Regions from separate parts of the Homo sapiens genome. Here region 1 is linked to region 2. A link is a loop called in an ENCODE intact Hi-C map of the cell type or tissue named here. Cell type or tissue: Calu3. All regions are shown on one strand. Links, peaks and the distances in the headings refer to the core of each region. The heading gives the core; the rest is flanking DNA. Region 1 holds the start of RDUR (RIG-I dependent antiviral response regulator RNA). Region 2 has its middle 16 kb from the start of NFKBIZ.

Region 1 (5,387 bases), core at 67-5,066, 75 kb after region 2:
TTTTCTACCTCAGCACAAGGTAACTTGCTTTTTTCCTTGCCAAGAACACTGCTCTTAATTCTATTACTGCTCACCTCCTCTCAGTTTTGCTCCATCCTTTAAGCCCTATCTTTCTTCCATCTTCAATCTCCAATCTCTCCTCCTCTGCCACAAATATGGCCAGCCCTCTGTATCCTAAAATAACCCCCCTCTGACCCTGCTGCTGTAGCAGGTTACTGCCTTATCTTTCTTCCGTTTATTACCACACTTCTTCTAAAAGAATACAAATTCTGCTTTCACTTCCTGCTTATACATTCACTTCTTAACCCCTTGTAATATGGTTTCTACCTTTACCCCTCTATGAAACCACCTTCTGGAAAATCACTGAGAGTTTAGTTTCATATCCAACAAATCTAATGGACTTGTCTCAGTCCTCATTCTCCCTGTTGTCTCTGCAGAAATTTCAGTTTGTTGAATGTTCTCCTTCTATAGCCTCTGTGATACCATAGCCTGCTGGTTCTTTTATCTTTCTGGAAACTTCTCTTCCACCTCCTTCACTAGCTGCTTTTTCTTTCTACTGCTCCATAAATAAAATAAAATCTTCTCCACATTCTTTGCCTCATGTGACTTCTTATCTACTCACATTGCTTTACACATGAATTTCTTCAATCTTTTTTCCCTTCATCTCAAAATCTTTCTCCTGATGATTCTAAAATCTAGCAATTTCCAATTGCTGTTAAGACTTTCTTACTTAGGTAACCAGCCAGGATTTTAAACTCAGTGTATCTAAAATGAAGCCCATTAACTTATGTTCATCAAACTCCAAACTCCAACTGATTGTCTCTATTTTGTTTTTATAAATGACACCACTATTAATGAATCATCTTTCACAACTCACAAGTAATTTTTTATTCGTCCTTACTTCTCACACCCTGTGCCTACTAAATTATGGAGTAAGGAAGATTCTATAGGCTTTGTGGTACACAGGGTGGGAAGAGCATCTATTTTGCTGTCAGATAAGTCTGAGTTCAGATCATGGTTTTGCTACTTACTACCCTTTTGGTCTTGAGCCAGTTAGTTAAGCTCACCAGAGTCTTGATATCCTTATGTATAAAGCAGGGAATATAACATTCCCTACCTAGCCAATTGAGAGGATTGGATGAGAGCTGCACATTTTATGTGGAGTCCTAAATAAATACTGATCTCATTCTTTTCCCTAATCGTGGTTATGCCTCTCATACTCACTTTTCTTTTCCATTAAATGGAATAATATGCATCAAGGACCTCATGCAGTTCCTGAAATGCAGATGCTCATTCCACGTTTTTTTTCTCCTTTCTTCCTTCCGTTGTGGCCTGCTCAGTTCAGGACTGTGTTGCTTCTTGTCTGGACAATTGTTGCGGCTCCCGACATGGCTCTTGCTCCTGCTTCAGACATTTGGATTCACCGCATTCACTGCTGGTTGGTTTTTCTTCCTCATGTGTGCTCTGATTAGGACACCCTTCTGCTCAGAAGACTTCACTTATTCATCATTTCCAAGAAAATGAAGTAGGAAAACATGTGGACCAAGTTATCTTAGAGACATATGTGCCATGACTTTCTTACATGTGAGGTCTATTTTGGCCAAGTGGTACCATTCACTGTTCCTTCAACATGTCCTTACTTTTCTATTCTATTAACTTTCCTCCTGGGTCTAGGATTGACAACGATGCAGTCTCAATCTTTGAAATCTATTTCTACCATGATGCTTTCCCTGATTCTTTAAACATATGGGATTTCTCTCTGCTTTGGCCCCCAAAAGACTTTGCACCTCTCATGTTCACCTTAGTTCTCATTTTAGTGGTTATTTATTTACTTGTTCACACTTACCCATTCCTCCCTTCATGATACAATAAGGTTTTGAGCCTGTGTCTAATTAATATATCTATATTTTTAAGTAGCTAGTCTTGCAGGCCCTGAAAACCTTTTGGTTCAATTAAAATAGTTTAACTTTGATATACAGACCTATGCTTGAAAGTGAAAGTCTTATAGACAACAGAACCACTGTTTATGAGAAGAGAAAGAGAAAAGATAAGAGGAATAATAAGAAAAAAGGGCAGCTTCCTTGGGTTATGAGGTAATTATTGGAATTCGGTCAGAAAAGTAAGAAATAGAAATAAGTACGTGTCCCAAGAGAAGCAGCAATACCTAGGATTATGCTGACAGAGTGAGGGGGATTTAAAAGCAGTCTCCATTCTAATGCTTTTTAAATTCTCGGCATAGTGTAATGATTACTATTCCAAAACAGAAGATATGTTGGCAAACTGCCCTGTATTTGAAAATAGAGGAAATGCCCTGGAAAGAATGAGATGTGGTAAAGAGAGGAAATGACAATGTACTGAAAAGACTGGGCTGTAAGTCATCACAGCGGCGCCCTGAAACCCGATATGTCAGGCAAGCTGGTGGGATCCTGGGATCCCTCATGTAACGGCACTCATTCTGACAGAAGCAGAGATAAAACAGACTAAGTACACAGAGGAGTTTAAGGTTTCGTGAATGTAAGTGCTGAGTACAGAATGGTGCTCAATAAAAGCTTGTTAATTGATGGACCACAGGTTTGTGACAAGACTTCTCAGAGTCTGATTCTTTCAAGGTGGGATATAAGAGTAAGGTAAGCACCTCAGAAAATGCCTGGGGCAGGTCACTCAGTGTTGCTGGGACTGATGGTGTTGGCTTGGCTTGACTAGGATTTAATAATACAGATGTGCCTCAACTTATGAAGGAGTTAAGTCCCGATAAACCCATAGCAAACTTGAAATACCATGAGTTCAAAATGCATTTAATACACCTAACTGACTGAACATTATCGATTAGCCTGGCCTACCTTACTCATGCTCTGAACACTTACATTAGCCTACAGTTGGGCAAAATAATCTAACACAAAGCCTATTTTATAATAAAGTATTGAATATTACATGTACTTTATTGACTACTGCACTGAAAGTGAAAAACAGAATGATTGCATAGGTATGCAATCATTGAAGTATGGTTTCTACTGAACGCATGTTGCTTTCACACCATTGTTAAGTCGAACTAACACAAATCTTGGACGGTTTGTAGTCATATCTTACCCTTACATAAGCCACTTATTTCACAAACTTAAATCATAAGTAAGAACTTGGATATCATCCAAGAAGGCCTTTGAGTAGCCAAATTAAGTCCGATTAAAAAAGTTCTTTAAGATGAAAAATAGCAGTTTAACCCTGACCAGTCGTTTCTTCTGGTTAAGACAGCACACATCTATATGGTTGACAAAGTTTCATTTCATTATAAACTTGTCTAAAAAGAATAGTATTCAAAACACATTTTTAAGCATAACATAGAGCATTTACTGCTCCATTAGACACACTTTGAAAATCAGAAGGCAATCTCTGAGATGGTGTGGTTTTGGTGAATTCTGCTTAAGTTGCTTGGCATTCAGGTTTTGTGAGGGCTTGGGCTGTGATCGTCATCCCTCCAACAGCTTTGTGTGTCTGAGATTGAATATATACCCATAACTCAGGGAAAATTTGTTTACTCATCATTTTATCATCAAATACACCATTATAAGTTTAGCAAGCAAAGACCAAGAAAAAGGTTAAATTAATATTGATGTTTTAATTTAAATGCAAGATAAAAAAAATCTGGTTAACTTTATTCTCCTAAACAGTTGTTGATGCTTTTTGAACTCTAAAAATGAATTATTTGAAATGATGCCTTTAAAGCTTTCCTTTCTCTATTTCACTTTAGTTTCTACAAGTATATAGGCTTCTCTTTCTAAGAAGATTCAGAAATTATCTTTGAGGAAAACTTCAAGAAATTTCTTTTTGGCCTCTTAAACTGGGCTTTTCATTGAATTCTGGTGCTCTTTGTTAAAATTTGCATGATTGGTTTTTAAATAATTCTGCTAGCATCGTGGTCTCATACAATTATTATTCCAGGATTAACGAGAGTCACAAAACTTTTATTAAATATCCAAAATACTAAGAAAATCACTTTCAATCAGCATGTGAGAACAGCCTATGATTGCCTTCTGCTGATTTACTGCTTGTTTGGCATGTTTGGCAGGATATTGCAATCTTGCTTTCCACTACCAGGTTCATGTGGGAAAACTTAGGAACTGCTCCATAACTGTCACATCTGTCGCCGATTTCAGATTTTTCTGAATTTCCCTCATTATCTTCTGTATTTTCACTGGTTTCAAGTTTGCTCATCAAACTTCCTGTTTTTAACCACTGATCCATGCTCCCAGTTGAAAATGTAATTTGAAACTATTCACATAAAAAAGTTAAATGCAGTATAACTTTACAACATTAAAAAAACCTCAGAATTTGGGCTTATTTTGTGTTATGGAAGAATTCACTGTGTTTAGAGAATTAAGCATAAGTATGTATTTGTAACAAAAAGTATCTGGTCTCATAAACTGCAGTGATAATTTAACTGATCTGTGGGAATTGGGTGTGTGTCCATGCAAAAGTTTAAAAAAAACTCACTGTTTTTTTTTTAAATTGTATTTTATTTTTACATTAACAGATAAAATCCCAACTTTTTTATTTTATTTATTTATTTATTTATTTATTTTAGATGTGGTCTGTCTCTGTTGCCCAGGCTGGCCTCGAACTCCTGGGCTTAAACAATCCTGCCTTTCTCCTGAGTAGCAGGGACTACAGGTGTGGCCATGGCCATGTTTTTATTAATAACTACACCATTGATCTTAATGAGACAGATGAGACAGACTCATTAAAAGAAACCCAACTGTAAAGTCTCTGTGGAATTGCCCAGAGATTATGTAACCTGATAGACTAGCACTCTTCCTGCCAGGTAGTGATATTACCATAACCTATTCTCGTAGATATGTTTTCAGGTTTTCTTACTGTAAGAGTCATGTTTATACTATATGATGTGGTCCACTGTGATTGGAGCAGAGGTGATAACTTGATTGGCCTGGATCAATCAGATACTCTTCTATAATTAGGGAATTGGAACTAAAACCTTCTAGTTTAGTCTAGTTACATTTTATGGTAGTCAGAATGCTAAGATGTCCCTAATCTCACTGTAGCTGGATATGATGCTAACCTGCAGCTACTTTAGAAAAGAAATATTGGTGGATAACACTCCTTTAATACCCTCTGAGACATGCAGAAAAATCTGCTCCTTTGCAAAATATGCACTGACTACTATGTCTTTTTGGGTTCTTGTATCTACTTTTTGTGCTTTTCTGACTTGGAACTTTTAGCTCTCACTTCTTGTTGCCATTTTGGTGTTTATCCAAGAGGTGAAGAATAGTCATGAGTCTCTCCAGTTCTGCCCATTCTGGGTCCATACTTTCTATACTGGACTTTCTGAGCTTTTTAATTGAAGGTATACCACAAAGACATCTGATTATTGACAG
Region 2 (5,387 bases), core at 171-5,170:
TTTTTTTCTTGGCATATTTTATTCTTCAGTGTATAAATATTTTTATTATCTACATACAGTTTATGACTTAATCCAGTACTTTTATGCTTCAAGCCTTTGGAGTCTGTGCAGACCCAGAAACATTGCATGGGTGGCACATTTCTAGGAGGGGTAAGATTGGTTGTTTTTGTTTGTGTGTGTGTTTGTTTTTTTTGAGACGGAGTCTCGCTCTGTCGCCCAGGCTGGAGTCAGTGGCAAGATCTTGGCCCACTGCGGCCTCCACCTCCCAGGTTCAAGCAATTCTTGTGCCTCAGCCTCCTGAGTAGCTGAAATTACAGGCACGCACCACCACACCTGGCTAATGTTTTTGTATTTTTAATAGAGATGGGGTTTCACCATGTTGGCCAGGCTGGTCTCGAACTTCTGGTCTCAACTGATCTGCCCACCTCAGCCTCCCAAAGTGCTGGGATTACAGGCATGAGCCATCACGCCCAGCTGATTGTAGATTCCTCTCAAAATGTGTCTTGCTTTTTCCTTTGTACTCCTTGTCCTCTGGCCTGTTGTCCCTGCTCTCTCCATCACACCATTCCCCTTGCCTGTCAGCTCAAGAGGGTTTGGGGGTGAGATAGTGCAGCTGCTGAGTGCCCTAGGTTCAAAGTTTCAGTCTTTGGTCGACATTAGTATCTTATGTGAAGCTTGTTAAACATGCAAATACTTAGGCCCCACCCCAGGTTTCCTGAATCAGAATCTCCAGGATTTTCAGGGCTTCTGGCAGATTATATGTGGTGATTCTAATGCAGTTTTAGTCTAAATTAATTAGGAAATGCAGACTTTGGAGAGTAGCTGTGGTTGGGCAGTAGCCATATGGTGGTAACAGAATGGGTTTCTGGAATGCGTATGGGGATGAAGTGGCAACTGATGAAGATGTGCAGTGTGCCAGGCACGTTGGATCCTATGGTATAGAAACTAGCTTTGAAGATACAATCATGAGTCACCTTATTTTTTTTTCCTGCTTTCAGAAATCACTTTTCTAAGGTGATTCTGGTGTTTAAGTTTCTCAAGTATATTAGTTTCCTAGGACTGTCTAACAAATAACCACAAACTTGGTGGCTTAACTCGGAGAAATTCATTTTGTCATAGTTCTGGAGGCCAGAATTCTGAAACCAAGGTGTTGGCAGAACCATGTGCCCTCCAAAGGCTCTAGGTGGAATTCATGCCTTCTATTCCAGCTTCTAGTGACTCCAGGTGTTCCCTGCCTTGTGGCAATATAACTCCAGTGTCTGCTCCATCTCCACATGGCCTTCTCCTCCCTGTGCCTCCTCTCTGTATATCTCTTACAAGGACTCTTACCACTGAATTTAGGGGCCACCTGAGTAATCCAGGATGACCTCATCTCAATTTTATTTATTTATTTATTTTTGAGGGGGAGTGTGCAATGGTGCCATCTTGGCTCACTACAACCTCCACCTCCTGGATTCAAGTAGCCTCCCGAGTAGCTGGGATTACAGGCATGCACCACCACACCTGGCTACACACCTGGCTAATTTTGTATTTTTAATAGGGACGGGGTTTCACCATGTTGGTCAGGCTGGTCTCGAACTCCTGGCCTCAGATTATCCGCCCACTTTGGCCTCCCAAAGTGCTGGGATTACAGGTGTAAGCCACGGCACCTGACCTTTTTTTTTTTTTTTTTTTTTTGAGACGGAGTCTAACTCTGTCACCGAGGCTGGAGTACAGTGGCACGATCTCAGTTCACTGCAACCTCTGCCTCCCAGGTTCAAGCAATCCTCCTGCCTCAGCCTCCCAAGTTGCTGGGATTACAAGCGTGCTCCACCATGTCCAGCTAATTTTTGTATTTTTAGTAAAGACGAGGTTTCATCATTTTGGCCATGACGGTCTCGAACTCCTGACCTCAAGTGATCTGTCTGCCTCGGCCTCCCAAAGTTCTGGGATTATAGGCATGAGCCACCACGCCCGGCCTCAGTATTCTAAATTGTACAAAGACTTTTTTTCCAAATGAGGTCACATTCACAGGTTCTGAGGATTAGGATGTGGACATATCTTTGGGCAGCCTTAACTTAAAACTTACTACACCAGGAAAGAGGATTTATAATAATTTCTGTTATCATTATTTCTCTTAAAAAATGAGTAAGATTAATATTTCCTTTTTTAAAAAATCATTTTATCATGGTAAGAACATTCTATTTTCTTACGAAATTGTAAAGTGTACAATAATAGGGACAATGTTGTACAATAGATCTCTAGAACTTATGAATATTTCTTTCTGAGCAATCCTATAGCCTGTCTTCAGAATCTATGGTATCTTTTACATATTATTATTGATCTAATGTATGGTAAAATATCTCTATTTCATTTATTAGCTATAATACTAAACATTGACCAGGCAACTCATTTACCATTGATAAACTTTAAGAGAAACAAAAATATTTATTGAGCTGTAACTCAAAAATTATGATAATGATTAAAAGAGCTTTAAGTATCCTAAACTTCCAACAAAGCTTTTATAATTGTCTCTTGTCATTTTGCTCCCTGGTACACATGTGAATGAATCTGCTGCTCTTCACCTTGGATCACACTACCTAGAGCTGTGTGAGAAGCAACATGATCCCAAATCAAATTAAAATCCTATGCTTTACGGCATCTGATCTTGGAATGATAACAGTAGAGGAGTTAGTCACTGAAAACTGCAAATGTTTAAAAGTCAAGGGTCAAATCCAGTTTCATACAATAACAATTGATTCCACTTTGCTAAAACTCAATTGAAATAGACTGTTTTAACTCTAGATATTATCTTTTTAAGTGATAGGATTCTGGCTTTTGCTCCAGAAATAAAGATTTCAGCAGCTCTGGGAACTTGGTAGTTGGATCCAGCATGTGTTTACCTGTTGGATCAGCATAGTTCCTGTAGGCTTGACAATCGGGACAAATTTCAGATTGTGAAACAACACTAGATTCCTTAGCTTAATTGATCTGGGGTTTAAGTTTCAAATTACTATTTATTTTTATTAACTCAATTCATGGTATCTTAATTCACATGGCCTGCTCTCCCTATTTGCAGCCAAACATCTCTCAGGTAGTACTTTAATTTCAAGTGATTGTGTAAGACTGTAGGGTACTTCCTGATTGGCCTTCGTGGAAGCCCCAGGTGTCGACTGGTCTGGAGGCGAACTGCTATTTTCTTCCAGCACTCTAGGGTTAGTTTTGGTGTTTGCCTCAGTGGGAGTGTGTCCAGTGAGAGTCTGCTTTTCTGAATTGGTGCCAGAGGTGTTTTTTTTTTTACATTAGATATCATTTTTCTTTTGTCTTTAAAAAAGGTATCCTTTTCTTTTTGCTCCCAAGAAGTATTCCTTCCAGAATATTTTAAAATTTTCAAAAAATTCTCCTTTTTAGGCTCTCACAGATATGGAAGAATTGGTCGTCTTCAGGATAGCAATTTTGTCTGGTGTAACTTCTTACACCAGGAAATTCAAAATATATCATTTGGGATATATTTGAATATATCCCAATATATATTTTGAAAAATATATCAAAGGAAAATTCAAAATATATCATTTGGGAAAACAAGTAAGCATTTGGATGGTGCCTCTACTCAAAATATTCCTGGAAAATTTTTTTAAAGATAAATTTTTAGCCAGGTGTGGTGGCACATGCCTGTAGTGTCTGCTACTTGGAGGCTGAGGTGGGAGGACTGTTTGGGCCTCCAGTGTTCCGGGCTGCAGTGAGCCATCCATGATCCTGCCAATGTGGTGTAATAAGAAGATGTATAGACAGAAGTTTAATTTACACAGGTTATTAATTTCTATACACATTCTAATCATACAGGCTAATGAGGTACGTCATTTAAAGTGCAGGATTTATAGACAGCTGACAAGTTTTTCTTTTATGACATTATTCTATTTCCCTATCTATATAAATCAATCAGTTTTGTTTCTTCCCTCAGCTAAAGTTATATCAAATTTGTTATCAAGGTCAAAATGTCTATTAATCAGTTAATAGGGTAGCTAAAAAAAGTCTGTTAATTTTTTTTTTTTCTATTTTCTCCGCCACCACCCACATCTAGGTTTTCAAGGCTTTATTCTTGGATTACCACAATAGACAGGAACCTGACTTTTTATTACGGAAACATTCAAACACACATACAAGTAGGCAGAATAGTATATTGAACACATACATCTATCATGAAACTTCATCAATTATAAACATTTTGCCATTTTTGTTTCCTCTTGCCCCCATATTTTGTTCTAGAATAAGTTAAAGCCCACTCCAAGCATTATAGATTGTCAGTAAGAGTCGCTAACAGATAAGTAACTTGTGTCCCCAGTAAATAGCTTTCTAATTATTCTTCCTCCAATCTTCCTGCTTTTCTTACCAATCCCAAAATTTCCACTACTTGGCATACTGTTAAAGAAACAGAGAAAGTTTTTCAAAGGCTCAATGCTGCCTGTTGAATCAGATGCAAACTCTTGTCCTGGTTTACAAAGCTATGTTGACCTTAGCTTGACCCTGCCTGTCTAATCTCATCTCATTTTTCCCCAGTGGGCTATCAGGTGGGTCTCTTCACTGTATCAGCTGATGCTCTGTTTATTCCTGTCTCTTGTCAAGTCCTCACCTCCCCAAATTCTGTGCATCCTAGAAAGCCCTGCTTGGGTGCCACTTTCTCTATTAAGCTTTTTCCAGCTCTTACTGACTGCTCCTTTCCCTGACCTCCTGGGATTAAAACACAATTCCTCTAACTTTCATATCTGGTATTTTCTGTCATATTCCAGACTTAATTATTGCAATCAGGAAAGTGAGCTCTGAATCTGAATTTTCTCTTCCTTGCTTCCTTTTTTCCTTTCTTCCAACCCTTCTCTCTCCTCTCTCCTTCCTTCCTTCCTTCTCTTTCTTTCCTTTCTTTCTGCTCCCCTGTCCCCCTCCCCCTCCCCTTCTTCCCTCCCTCTCCCCTCCCCTCTCTTTGTCACACTCTATCATCCAGGCTGGAGTGCAGTGCATGATCATAGCTCACTGCAGCTTTGACCTCCCGGGGTCAAGTGATTCTCCCTCCTCAGCCTCCTGAGTAGCTGGGACTACAGGTGCACACTACCATGCCCGGCTAATTTATTCTTGTTGTAAAGATGGGGGTCTCACTATATTGCCCAGGCCAGACTCCTGGCCTCAACCAATGCTCCCTTTTCAGCCTCCCAAAGTGCTGAGATTACAGGTGTGTGCCACTGCAGCATTTACTTTTTAAATACAACTTTAAAATGTCTGGGTGAGTGGTATTTTTGAGGACACGAAGAAGGTGAGTGGTGCTGGATAGAATCTAGCATTGGAATCGTAGGCAGAATTCTAAGATGGTCCTAGGGCTATCTTTGCCTCAGATGTTACTCCTGTGATTCTGTTAGGTT

The links. Hi-C counts contacts between places; a loop is a spot of excess contacts. Peaks named below come from ENCODE experiments on the same cell type or tissue, not always from the same donor. Only the 100,000 strongest peaks of a DNase experiment are listed, where the experiment ranks them.
Region 1: a loop joins it to region 2, with 5 times the contacts of the local background. A loop is called at or near these places in 15 of 110 quality-filtered maps.

The regions. Positions count from the first base shown.
Region 1 is chr3:101,938,399-101,943,785 of GRCh38, forward strand. RDUR (RIG-I dependent antiviral response regulator RNA) reads left to right here and starts at 2,461. Exons shown (of 4, transcript NR_026934.1): 1 at 2,461-2,627. In Calu3, for the core only: no CTCF peak of the experiment used is centred there; a DNase peak (open chromatin) is centred at 2,383.
Region 2 is chr3:101,863,182-101,868,568 of GRCh38, forward strand. No RefSeq gene overlaps it. Among named protein-coding and RNA genes, the nearest start is that of NFKBIZ, 16 kb to the left of the region's middle. In Calu3, for the core only: no CTCF peak of the experiment used is centred there; a DNase peak (open chromatin) is centred at 3,150.